Linked DNA regions of Homo sapiens: region 1 is linked to region 2. The links are chromatin contacts, found by Hi-C or POLR2A ChIA-PET in ENCODE. All regions are on one chromosome and are shown on one strand. Each heading gives the region's core, a stretch centred on a gene start or an enhancer-like site at or near the end of the contact. The rest is flanking DNA. Distances are from core to core; before and after follow the strand shown.

The links. Hi-C counts contacts between places; a loop is a spot of excess contacts on that map. ChIA-PET counts read pairs that join two places held with the same protein, here RNA polymerase II (POLR2A). Pooled maps may share reads with other maps.
Region 1: a loop to region 2 is called in a pooled map, with 2.1 times the contacts of the local background. The contact joins the enhancer-like site here to the promoter of SCTR-AS1 in region 2. A Hi-C loop is called at or near these places in 1 of 168 maps with a recorded cell type or tissue (transverse colon) and 1 of 50 pooled maps. POLR2A ChIA-PET finds 5 or more read pairs at or near these places in 3 of 52 experiments (Panc1, WTC11 and activated CD4-positive, alpha-beta T cell).

The regions. Positions count from the first base shown.
Region 1 is chr2:119,512,846-119,519,566 of GRCh38, reverse strand. The region is part of intron 1 of SCTR (secretin receptor); the gene reads left to right. Among named protein-coding and RNA genes, the nearest start is that of SCTR, 8.3 kb to the left of the region's middle. Within about 2 kb of position 1,951, at least 2 of the 41 ENCODE cell types and tissues checked have a DNase peak (open chromatin) inside an H3K27ac peak, as active enhancers do.
Region 2 is chr2:119,474,977-119,481,116 of GRCh38, reverse strand. SCTR-AS1 (SCTR antisense RNA 1) reads right to left here and starts at 4,663. Exons shown (of 2, transcript NR_147847.1): 1 at 4,159-4,663. It overlaps SCTR (secretin receptor), which reads left to right. Exons shown (of 13, transcript NM_002980.3): 3 at 2,199-2,306. RefSeq lists enhancers at 1-178, 5,796-6,140.

The DNA.
Region 1 (6,721 bases), core at 702-3,201, 41 kb before region 2:
CCAAAGTGCTGGGATTACAGGCGTGAGCCACCGCAGAGCTTCTTAACCAGCACATGCATCTGCTCCAAAAGAGAGGCCTGTTCCGGGTTTCTGGTGCCCAAGGAGCTGTCATAAAATTATCTCCCAAACTTCAAAATAGCATTAATTTTCATTTAAACTAATCAATTTGTGAAACATAAAAAAATACTGAGTTACACACAGCATTTATTGAGGGGCCCAGAAATGAGCATGGGGTCACAAAATCCAACAGGAGGAGATACCAGTTCCCAAACAGTTTAGGGGAGTCCACTTAGGCGGAGCGCGGTGGCCCATGCCTGTAATCCCAGAACTTTGGGAGGCCGAGGCGGGTGGATCACCTGAGATCGGGAGTTTGAGACCAGTCTGAGACCAGTCCGACCAACATGGAGAAACCCTGTCTTTACTAAAAGTACAAAAAAATTAGCTGGGCGTGGTGGCCTGTAATCTCAGCTACTCGGGAAGCTGAGGCAGGAGAATCGCTTGAACTTGGGAGGCGGAGGTTGCAGTCAGCTGAGATCATGCCATTGTACTCCAGTCTGGGCAGCAAGAGCAAAACTCCGTCTCAAAAAAAAAGGGGGAGTCCACCTGCTTTGGCATCGTCACCCTTTGGAGTTCCCGCAGAACTTCCCAACCTCACCCTGTCCTCATGATCCCCACCCAGGTTGGGAAGTCCCCAGATTTCCTACCATGACAAGGGAGGACATAGCCTCTCTTCCTGGCACCCCCTTGCTGAAAGCCTAGATTTAATATCTGGGATTCGAGCTCCACCACCAGAACAGCCTCTTGCAGTGAGCCCCAGCTTGGTCTCTGCATCCCTGCTCTTAGCAAGCTGTAGGTTCTCACCACTGACCTTCACTCAGGCTTCGGGACAACCTGCAGCTCAAGGTAAAACCACAATACTCAGATGCTATCTACTTGCTTACATTACAAACAGAAGGCTGCTCAGCATTCCTATGGACTCCTGGGGCCCACCCAGCCTCTACATTGTGCGTCTGTTCCAAGGATGGCATTTGGGGAGGGTCATCCCTGGTTCATCACGTCCCGCAGTCTTAGCCCATTGTGCTGCAGGCTCCTGAGGTTCCCAGAGTCATCTCCAGATCCTGCCATGCCCCACCCCACTTCCCTCACCTGAGGCTCTTAGGCGTGCTCCTGATGGCCACGTGTCTTTCAAATTTCTCACCTCCCGCCTCCCTCTCATGTTCAACAGATGGGCTCACCTTCCATTTCCCAAGAGTTGAGACTACCTGGATGAACTTCTAACCAACATCTTGCCCTTACAGATGTGTCTAAATTGTACCCTCTGTTCCTTTCCTTCCCGTCTGTCTTAGTCAGCTGTGTTATCATAACAAAATACCACAGACTTGGGGACTTAAACAAAAGAAATTAATCTCGCGGTTCTGGAGGTTGGAAGTGTGAGATCAAGATCCCCAAGGGTTTGGTCTCTGGTGGGGACCCTCTTCCTGGCTTGCACATGGCCACTTTGTCCTCATGTGGCATTTCCAGTGAGTGTGTGGATGCAGGGGAGGGGAGGGAAACACCTTTCTGGTATTTCTTCTTGTAAGGACACTAATCCTATAGGATCAGGGCCCTATTACTACAATGCTGTTTAACCTTAATTACCTCCTTATGGGCCCTACCTCCAAATACAGCCACCCTGGGGGTAGGGCTTCAACATATGAATTTAGTGGAGACACATTCAGTCCATAACAGCATCCAAGTGGAAGAGAGGCTGTTCCCCAGACAACAGCCTGTCCCTACTCCTACCCCTACCGACTTCCTTCCCAGGACAACACAATGACAGCCATCTCACCCAACCTTCACCCTCTTCCTCTCCGCTGACTTTTCTCATCAGCTGGTTAACTTCCCCAAGTCTATCCAGCCCAGGCAGTAAATAGCCCTCTGCTCTCTGCCCCCTGGTGGCCAGCTTCCTGTAAGACGCGTCCACCTTCATTGCCTCCACTTCACTCACTCTCACACTGCAACCTGGCTCCCACGCTCCACCCACAGAAACCAGCCTCACCAGTGCCCTTCGATTTGCCACATTCACTGGATTCTTTTTTATAATCTTTTTTAAAAAATAAAAATTGTAGACTAAGCACGGTGGCTCACTCCTGTAATCCCAGCACTTGGGGAGGCTGAGGCAGGTGGATGGCTTGAGCCTGGGAGTTCAAGACCAGCCTGGGCAACATAGGAGACCTTGTCTCTACAAAAAATTTTAAAAATTAGCTGGGTGTGGTGGTGTGTGCCTGTAGTCCCAGCTACCCAGGAGGTTGAGGCGGGAGGAATGCTTGAACCAGGGAAGTAGAGGCTGCAGTGAGCCATGATTGTGCCACTGCACTCCAGCCTGGGTGAAAGAGTGAGACTCCGTCTCAAAAAAAAAAAAGCACTTAAAGTGTACAACATGATATTTTGAAATACACAGTGAAGTGATTACTATAGTCAAGCAAATTAACATATGTTTCTTCACAAAGTTACCATTTGTGTGCATGTGTGTGTGTGTGTGGTAAGAGCACCTGAAATCTACTCTTATGGCAAAATTCCAGTGTACGATACAGTGTTATTATTATTGTTATTACTTTTGAGACAGAATTTCGCTCTTTTTGCCCAGCCCAGAGTGCAATGGTGCGATCTCAGCTCACTGCAACCTCTGCCTCCCGGGTTCAAGAGGTTCAAGTGATCCTCCCGCCTCAGCCTCCCGAGTAGCTGGGATTAGAGGCATGCGCCACCATGCCTGGCTAATTGTGTATTTTTAGTGGGGACGCGGTTCCACCATGTTGGCCAGGCTGGTCTTGAACTTCCGACCTCAGGTGATCAGCCCACCTCAGCCTCCCCAAGTGCTGGGATTATAGGCGTGAACCACCACACCCGGCCCGATACAGTATTATTAACTATAGTCTTCATGCTGTACATTAGATCTCTAGACTTATTCATCCTGGTGTAACTGCAACTTCATACCCTTTGACCTATATCTCTCCATTCCCACCCCCTCCCAGGCCCTGGCAACCACCATTCAACTCCCTGCTGCTTTGTATTCAACTTTGTAATATTCCACATATAAGTAAGATCATGCAGTATTTTTCTTTCTGTGACCAGCTTATTTCACTTAGCACCATGTCTTTCAAGTTTATTCATGTTGTCACTAATGATAGGATCTCCTTTTTTAAAGCTGACTGGCATTCCATTGTATATATGCAGCATGTTTCTTCATCCATTCATCTGTTGAGAGACACGTAAGTTGCTCCCACATCTTGGCAATGGTGAATAGTGCTTCAGTGAGCATGGGGGCACAGGTACCTCTACGAGGTGCTGATTTCATTTCCTTTGGGTTTATGACCAGAAGTGTGATTCCTGAATCATATGTTAGTTCTATTTTGAATTTTTTTGAGGAAGCTCCATGCTGTCTTTCATAATGGCTAAGCCAGTTTACATTTCTTCCAATAGTATGTAAGAGTCTCCTTTTCTCCACATCATTGTTAGCACTTGTTCTCACCCCACATTAGCCCCCCTAACAGGTGTGAGATGATGGCTCATTGCGGCTTTGATTTGCATTTCCTTCATGATTGGTGATGTTGAGCAGCTTTTCATTTACCTGTTGGCCATTTGTATGCACTAGATACTTTCCAGTCCGGATCCTACCAAGGGTCATCCATGCAGTTTTTGAGAGAGAAGAGATACTATGAATAGTTACACTGAGACACTAGGAAATACCCAACACATCTTAGAGGCATGCAGTGCTGGGCACCTCCTTCCTTTCCATCTTGCCAGCAACATGGCTCAGGCCAACGTGGTTCTGAGTCTGACCGCCTCAGAATCAGGGAAGATGATGGTGGAACTCAGTCAGAAGCTAGAGTCCTGGGAACCATGGGGGGACCACTTGTGCAAGTTCTAAAATCCAAGGCTGTAGAACCTGGGATTCTGATGTTCAAGGACAGGAGAAGGGTGTCCCAGTTCCAGGAAAGAGAGAGAAAGAGAGAGAGTAAGTTAGTGAATTTACCTTTCTCTGCCTTTTTTGTTGTATTCAGTGCCCAGCCGATTGGATGGTGCCTGCCCACGTTGAAGCAGATCTTCCTCACTCAGTCTACCAACTCCTGAGCCAATCTCCTCCAGAAACACCCAGAAATAGTGTTTTACCAACTATGCAGTTAGCCCTTAATCCAGTCAAGTTGACACTGAAAAGTAATTATTTCAAAGACAATCCTCACGTCTTGCTTAAATGGTAGAGCCATCTCCTAGGGGTTCTTTACTACTACTCTGACCCCATCCTCCTTCCTTCTCATAATGGCAGACTTGGCAATGCCACTCCCATTTAAAATTCCTCACAGCACTTACATTGGGCCCTCTGGCCATTGACTTCTCTGGCCCCTGTTGGAGACCATGAGCTTCAAGGACAGAATCTATGTCCCATTCACCTTCATGTCACCAGTGATGGGCAGACTGCTAAGCATATAGTAGGTGCCCAATAAATGTTTGCTAAAATTTTGAGTTTTGAATAGGTTATATAATGATGAGTTTCCTGTTTTTATTTCTCATTGTATAAATTAGACTATTACTTTCCTTTCCCCCCTTGAAGCGATATCTTTCCAGTCTCTGGTTGTTAGGCAAGTAATTATAAAGTGTGAGAAGAGAGATGATGTTGAGTCTCTTTACCTTATTCAGATTTTTTTTTTCTTTTGAGACAGAGTCTAGCTCTGTTGCCAGGCTGGAGTGCAGTGGCATGATGTTGGCTCACTGCAACCTCTGCCTCCCGGGTTCAAGAGATTCTCCTGCCTCAGCTTCCTGAGTGGCTGGGATTACAGGCATGCGCCACCACGCTTGGCTGATTTTTTTGTATTTTTAGTAGAGACGGGGTTTCTCCATGTTGGTCAGGCTGGTCTCAAACTCCCGACCTCAGGTGATCCACCTGCCTTGGCCTCCCAAAGTGCTAGGATTGCAGCCGTGAGCCACTGCACCCAGCCTTTATTCAGAATTTAAAAGATTTTTATTATATCTCCTCCCAGATTTTGCCATCTTGACTTAAGAGTCCAAAATTAAACTCCAAAATAGCTAACAGAACCCACTTGACATATTTTCTCTCTTATTTGTGTCTTCTTTGTTATTCTTTCTCTCTGCAGACTGGATTTTTCTGTTGCTTTCTACAGGATAGTATATGGATGCTCCATAGCCTCCAAGTTTGCATGCTTTGGAAATGGGAGAGATTGGCTTTCTCCCCATGCCAACACCAAATATCCAAGGAAGGCAGATTGTCTCACACCTGGTTAGGTTTTCTCCTTTGGTCTAATCAGTGGGATAGGATCACACAGCATAAACCACCCAGCCTAGACATGAAAGGGTTCTTCCCAGGGGGCAGTTGTTGGTTCAGGGGCTAAGCAGACACCTCAAAACATGTCTACCATCTGGAAAAATAACCCAAAGAAAGAGATGGTGGAAGTTCATCATAGAATTGTCAAGCAAGAGGTGAACTTATACACCACAGTGGGACCAACCACGACTATGTGTTGAGTGAGACAAAGGGTGATACACCCTGCAGAGACACTGTTAGACATGCAGTGACTCACACAGTTTACAACTTAAGCACTTCTTCTTTAAAAAATTACCATAGTTTTATGTAGCAAAACCAAAACTCAATGTAAAATTATGGGATACTAAAAAGTGGAATTTACCCAGAAAAGCAATGGATGGGCACCAGTTCCATGGTTCTGCAAAAGACCCTAGAAAAGATTCAGTTCAGAAAATCAAAGGGCTCCTTGAAGAACACCCCAGAGAAGACAGTAGGCAATGTTACAGAAAGCCGTTCTCTTCAGAACCTTGAAGTACAGCTCTGATGTGTAATTAATGAGGTGAAGGCCTGTGAATTTTGTGATCAACAAGAAAAAAGAAAGTGGATTTAAAATTCTAGGAAAAGACAAAAGTTATACAAAACGTTTGTGGTCTAAATATTTTAAAATCCAAACTTTGACATGATTTTAGCAATATTTCCAAAACTCCATGTAATGATGACTTAGACTCAGGCTCTGAAACCAAAAAGGAAAGAATATGTAATGTATGTTTTTGTTTAGTTAATAAAAATAATAAAATAATATAGAAAAGTACCATTTAGTGATTTTTCTCTGACAATCTCTTATTAAATTTTTGAGGAATTTTTTTAAATATGCTTAGGGCATTCAGTTTAAGATGACAGATTGACCACATATATTTATCTGCTCTGTCTCTGGAAACACTTTTAAAATGACAGTAAAGGAATAGAAAAGGTATAAACCCATACAAAGAGAACAAAACAAGAGACAGAGATGAAGCAGAAATTTCCAGAAATCTTTGGAAAATGAAAAGTGATGAAGTGATAGCTGTATGGAAAGAATAACCTCAATGCCTGTAGCAGGCAGAGGAGAAACTGTCAAGTCATCCTGTGGCACCCTGGAAAGGCCCCAGACACTGAGGAGAGTCCACTCATAGACCCCAGCAGTGGGCTCCCTCTTGGCCTGGTTATGTTACAGTGAAGGCCACCAGGCAAGAAGCTGTTTAGGTCCACAGTGTTTCCAAGGACTATGTTACTGTCTCAAGCTTAGATCGTACATTGAGGAGGGCCTCCAATGTGGAAGCAAACAATCATGAGAAAAGTGCCTCAAGGAAACAGATCATGTAGACAAGAGGAGACAAACTTAAGACGTACAACTAATATTTGGAAATCCTTTGTGAAAATGATGCC
Region 2 (6,140 bases), core at 3,414-5,913:
TCCAGATGAAAAAGGAACAGGCCTGGGGAGGCCAGCGGGAAAGGGGTTGCCAGTCCCAGTGCCTGCTCTGGGCAGGCTTTTCAGTTGGGCTTTGAGCTCTTCCTCTGGATAGCCTCAGGAGGGAGGTGCCGGTCCTCCCACAAGAGATAAGCAAGTGAGCAGGGCAGCTGGCAAGGTGGGGGAGGCCTGGAGGCCGGGTCGGCCGACTTGAGTCCTGGCTCTTTCTTTTTGGGCTCTGCCCTGCACCATGTTCCCCAAACGGGAGGAGCGCTGACTGCGGCTCGCCTCATGGGTGTCCCTCAGCTCATTTCTAGCCCCTTCCAAGCCTGACCCCAGCGATGACCTCTCAGAGGGCACGGGTTCCAGAAGTCTGTTGCAGGAAGCAGTTTCCCTGTGTGGCTGCCCTTGGATCAACTTTGGGAGAATTGGTGAGTTGTTATGTGAAATGATGTCTTAAAAGACAGTACAGTCACAGCTCACACACAAATATAAAATGAATACCTGCCGAACAGCTTGTTTAATTTGTGAGGGACTCAGTAAGATCTTATCACTGGTTCATAGCATTCAAAGTAACTGATATGGTTTGGCTATGTCCCCACTCAAATCTCATCTTGAATTGTAGCTCTCAGAATTCCCATGTGTCATGGGAGGGACCTGGTGGAAGGTAATAGAATTGTGGGGGCAGGTTTCTCCCATGCTGTTCTCGTGATAGTGAATAAGTCTCATGAGATCTGGTGGTTTCATAAACGGGAGTTTCCCTGCATGTGTCCTCCTGCCCACCGCCATGTAAGAAGTCCCTTTGCTCTTTCTTCGTCTTCCACCATGATTGTGAGACCTCTCAGCTATGTGAAACTGTGAGTCCGTTAAACCTCTTTCCTTCATAATTACCCAGTCTCAGGTATGTCTTTATCAGCAGCATGAAAACAGACTAATACAGTACCATACCTATAAGGCAGAATGATAACATGAATTTACAAATAGATGCAAAGCTGACTGAATACACAGGGAGGGAAGTGAAATTAATTGTATTTCAACTGGACAATAATTATTGTGCCTATGGACGAGAATCATTTGCATTGCTACCAATCATCTAGAACTTACAGAGTTGCAGTGTAGCTCGAAGACAATAAAAGACCTGACACCCCATTGAATCAGATAATCCAGAAGGCTGTGCTTAGACAATGCCTAGTTTTGCATTGAAAACACCTAGTAATTTTTTTTATTCATCTTAAAATCTTTCAGTTTTCAGAAGTGGGCCACGCATCTGGCTCTGAGCTTCCTAGCAGCCAAATCAAAGAGGAAACCAGCTTCAAATGTAGTGTCTATGTATACTAGTCGTTCACAATAAGTTCAGCTTCTCACTGCATTGAGACCTGGTTCTCCTTCCAGAGGGGCCTCATCAAGGGAACTCAAGTGATGTAGAAAGCAACATCCTCAATAATATTCTTGCAGCAAATACAGTGGTGACACTTGTGGAGCTGTGTCCATAGGCCAGGGCAGTGGCTCTGAGTGTGGTCCCAGGACAAACAGCATCAGCATCACTTGGGAACTTGTTAGAAATGCAGATACTCAGGCCCCACCCCAGACTTACTGAGCAATCTGTGTTTTAATAATCCCTCTGGGTGACTCTGATGCAAGCTGAAGTTTGAGAATCATGGGACAAGAGTTCTCAACCCTGCAGTCAAACGTTAGAATTACCTGTAAGGCTTTCAAAGGACATGATGCCTGGGCCCACCCAAACCAATTCATGCAGGATCCCTGTGTGCCACGCCGGCTAGGTCTATTTCTAAAGCTCCCCAGGTAGTCGTACCATGAAGCTAGAAGGGAGACCCATTGCTGCTTAGTTGTTTAATGCAAACTGATTGGCCAACAGATGTGCCATCTGCTCCAGAGAAATCCAGACCTTTACTTGCAAAGCTTATAGGAGAGGGCGCCTTCCTTCTTTCCTTCTTCCCTTCCTCCCTCCCTTTCTTACTTCCTTCTATCTTCAACACTGAGCACTACCGTGTACATGGCAGAGTCCAAGGGTGCATTAGACAGGATAGGTTCCTGATCCTGAGGAGTCAGCACCTAATGAGAGCTTTGAAAGTAGTCTAGTGGGAATTCCAGGCAGGCAAGGGTGTCGGTGATGTGGACAGGATGGTAGGGCAGCCCTCGGTCCATCCCCCATCCTTGTCTGATGCTGCTTTTCTTGGCAGGTTGTGAGGGGATGTGGGACAACATAAGCTGCTGGCCCTCTTCTGTGCCGGGCCGGATGGTGGAGGTGGAATGCCCGAGATTCCTCCGGATGCTCACCAGCAGAAATGGTAACCACTCGGCCCATGGGGCCTGGCGGACAGGCTGAGGGGTGTCCCTCTGGGTGGGGCCTCAGCTTAGAGGCAGGAGGCCAAGGAACCTTCTCTGAGGACAAGTATGGGTACAATGATGGGGGAGATCACTGCAAAGGATTAGAAGCCTTGCTTGGGAATGTGGGGTGGACTCAAATTCTGAGGGTGTCAAGCAAGGGGGCAGGAGGCAGTGCACTGGGGAAGGCGATAAGGGAGGCTGGGCCTGCTTCTGTCTTCCCCAGGCCCTTCAGCTAGGAGCTCTCTTCCTTCCTTCCATGTTTCTGCCCCCTTAGCAACCAGGGGCCTTGTTCCAGTCCCCATGTCTGGAACCCCTCCTGGTAGTGGCAGGCTCCCTAATGGCCTGGCCTTCCAAAATACTTCCTTCCACTGTCAGGCCCTGCTGAGAAATTGGCTCCCTGGGAGCCCCTGGCCTCCTGGGGCGAGGGGTTGTCTTACCAGAAGACAGCTGCGGATTTAAGAATTTTCCTAGTTGACTCACATTGATTAGAAGTCGACCATGCACTGGACATTTTTATATGTACATACGGGCTCATTTATTCATCATAAACCCCCTGCAGATCACAGGACTTTTCCCTTGATCCAGTAAAGAGTAATAATAACAGGGACTGAGAAAAGCTGTGCAGCTGCCCCTCTTTCCTGGTCCATGCAGGACAGCAAAGCTGCCAGATGAAGCCTGAACAAGAATAGGTGATTTAACACTAAAACCCACCAGCCTTTCAAAGTCAGGCAAGGCAAAGATGACCACGGTTCAGAGACTGTGGGAAGGGAGTGGAGATTCTTCTCACCATAATTCTGCTGTACATACGCACATGTGTGCACACACACACATATTTGGGGAACATGCTGCTCCCTCGAAGCCTCACTCAACACCCTACACTATGGGAACTGGGGGAAATGAGGTAGACAGGCTTGAAACCCGCTCCTCCAATTCCTGGCTTGGTAATGCTAGCTGCTGTAACAGACAATGCCCCACATCTCAAAGCCTTCATGCAAATTTGTCCACAGAAAGTCCAAAACAGGCTGGGTGCGGTGGCTCACACCTGTAATCCCAGTACTTTGGGAGGCCGAGGTGGGCGGATCTCCTGAGGTCGGGAGTTCGAGACCAGCCTGGCCAACATGGTGAAACCCCATCTCTTCTAAAAGTACAAAAATTAGCTAGGCGTGGTGGTGCACACCTGTAATCCCAGCTACTCAGGAGGCCGAGGCACGAGAATCACTTGAACCTGGGAGGCTGAGGTTGCAGTTAGCTGAGCTCGTGCCACTGCACCCCAGCCTGGGCGACAGAGTGAGACTCTGTCACAAACAAACAAACAAACAAACAAACAAACAAAAAACGTCCAGAACAGGAAACAGGTATTCCTGATTAGCAGGCAGCTCTCCTCTACACGGTGACCCCAGCACCCCACACCTCACAACCGTGGCATCACATAGTTTCCAGGCTGACTGGCGGAGAGGAAAGAACTCGGAGGACCACACAGCAGAGGTTCATAAGGGGCGGGCCTGGGAAGGATCCCACTCTGCCCACATTCCCTCGGCTAGAACTCAGTCACATGGCAACATCTAACTGCAAGGGACCTGGGGAAATGTCTTTTAGCTGGGTGCCAGTCAGCCCCGGGATCCAAGTTGCTCACTGCTGGGGAGCCTCAATTTTCTTGACTGTAAAATGGGGAAAATAAATAAGACCTGCCCTGTAAGGCTGTGCTTGGAAATAAATTTTGTCCCTTCTCCCCTACTCCTCTCCCTTCTTTTCCTTTTTCTCCTTCCCACCTTCCCTCCCCTACCCCTGCCACACACACCCCCGCAAGCTTACCAACTTTACCTGCCAGCGTGGCCCCTCCATGCTTGCCTCTGGGGTCCTGGGAGCTCAGGACACAGGAGATTAGTCCAGATGTGGCGGACCTAGAGCCCCAGGCTGGTCAGGTGCAAGGTCACGCCCAGACTCCACTTTCTGACTCCTGTGCAGTGCTCCTCCACAGCTGACCGGGTTTTTCTCCTGATGGAAAGGACTCGAAGCTCTTCTCCTTTGCAGCCGTCCCTTTTCAGCCTTCCCAGAGCCACAGCACCTCCGCCTCCCGCAGCACTGTCCCTTCTGCCCTGCAGAGGGGATAGGCGGAGCTGGTGCTCACGGCCACAAAGTGACCAGGTGCCAGTCCTGTCACATCCTTTCTCAATTAATTGCTTGAACCCCTCCCTGCCTCATTACGTAAAGGCTCAGTGTCTCCCTCTTGAGGCTCCCCTACCCTTGGATTGCTCATGGTCCGCGGCAGGAAGCTGGACCATGTCCACACAACGTGAGGATGGAAGCTGGGGTCCTGTGCCGACTCTGCTGCAGTTTCTTCTCGCCGCCACATGGTGTCGCTGTGGGCCTGCAGGGCCACACCAAAGGCCTGCCTATTGGGCTCTGGGCTCCCTCCAGGGTGGTGGGGGCCACGTTGTTCATACCCAGCCTGGGGGTGGGTGGCCCAAGAGCACAGGTCAACAGCTGTCTGGCCTCAATTTATCATCAAGAACTCCCACCCACCCCTCCTTCATCCCCATAGATCTACTTCTGGGTCTGATTAGACTCCTGCCCCTTCATCTCCCGGCAGGAAGGCAGGCTTCCCTAGGTGGTGCCCCCAACCCTAACCCCAGGGGGAGCGCCCAGTGAGGACAAGGTGCTCTGGAAAATAAATTAATTCTCCTTGAGGGCACCTACTACATGGGTCCTGACAGGAGGGGTGGGGTCCATGTGACTGGAGAAACCGCAGGCCGATTCTGCCCCCAGATGTTTCTGTTCATGCCAGGCCTAGAATGCTCCCTCTAGGGTGTATTCCTTTGATTCTGAAAAGGACGCTGGTCTTCCAGAGTTCCTTATTAAAAAACACAATTCCCCAGCGGCATCCCCTTGGCCCTCTTTCTCTTCCTACTTAGTGAGGATCTGGCCTTAAAGCGGTCATGCTTCCCAACCTGATTAGGGTCCCGGAGCCTTCTGAAAATCAGATGAAAGCTTTGGACTAGTCTTTCCCCGAACTGCATAAATATATATCTATATATCTATATATTTATATATATGCACATAATATATATATTTATTTTATATTTATAATATAATACAAATATAAATATAAATATCTATTTATATTATATATATAATATAAATATCTACATCTATATATATATATATATGCACAAACATCCTTTCAGGGGTCCCCTGAGGTGCACACTGGCCTGTGCCTGGTTAAGTTTCCCTTACCTATTAGGAATTCAGCCCTGGGGAAGTGGGGAGGCAGCTGCTTTGCAGCTCTACAGAGTGGAAGGCAGGGGGCCCTGCCTTGTTAGCAGCTCTGGGCACCTGGCCTGGGTCACATGCAGCATCTGTCTTGGGAGTCCTGCTGTGTCAGTGAGGAGAGGGCCCCAAACGGGCAGGCCTGCTGCCCTGGGCGAGCCCACAGGGAGCCCAGCCTCTAGGCACGCGCTGTCTTATAACCTTCGATTCTGGCCTTGGGGGAATTTGTGTTCCCTTAACTTGCTTTCCCATCCACCCAGCCTAAATTTGACCACCGTTGTTTCCCATCTGACAACCTAACTCTCTTGATTCAGTTCCAGAAACCTCCCCACCCCTCGCCTAAATTCCAAGATTCCAAGCCCCTCCCACTTCTGCCTATTTTAGAAAGGCCAAAAAGAGAGGGGAGTGATGCCTCGGTGCCCGCTCTGTGCCTGGCACCAGCCTAGGCATTTTCCGTGTGCTCTCATGTTCCCTGCTCACTCTTGCAGTGTGGGTGATTATTTTGTGGCACAGAGAAATGATGCACC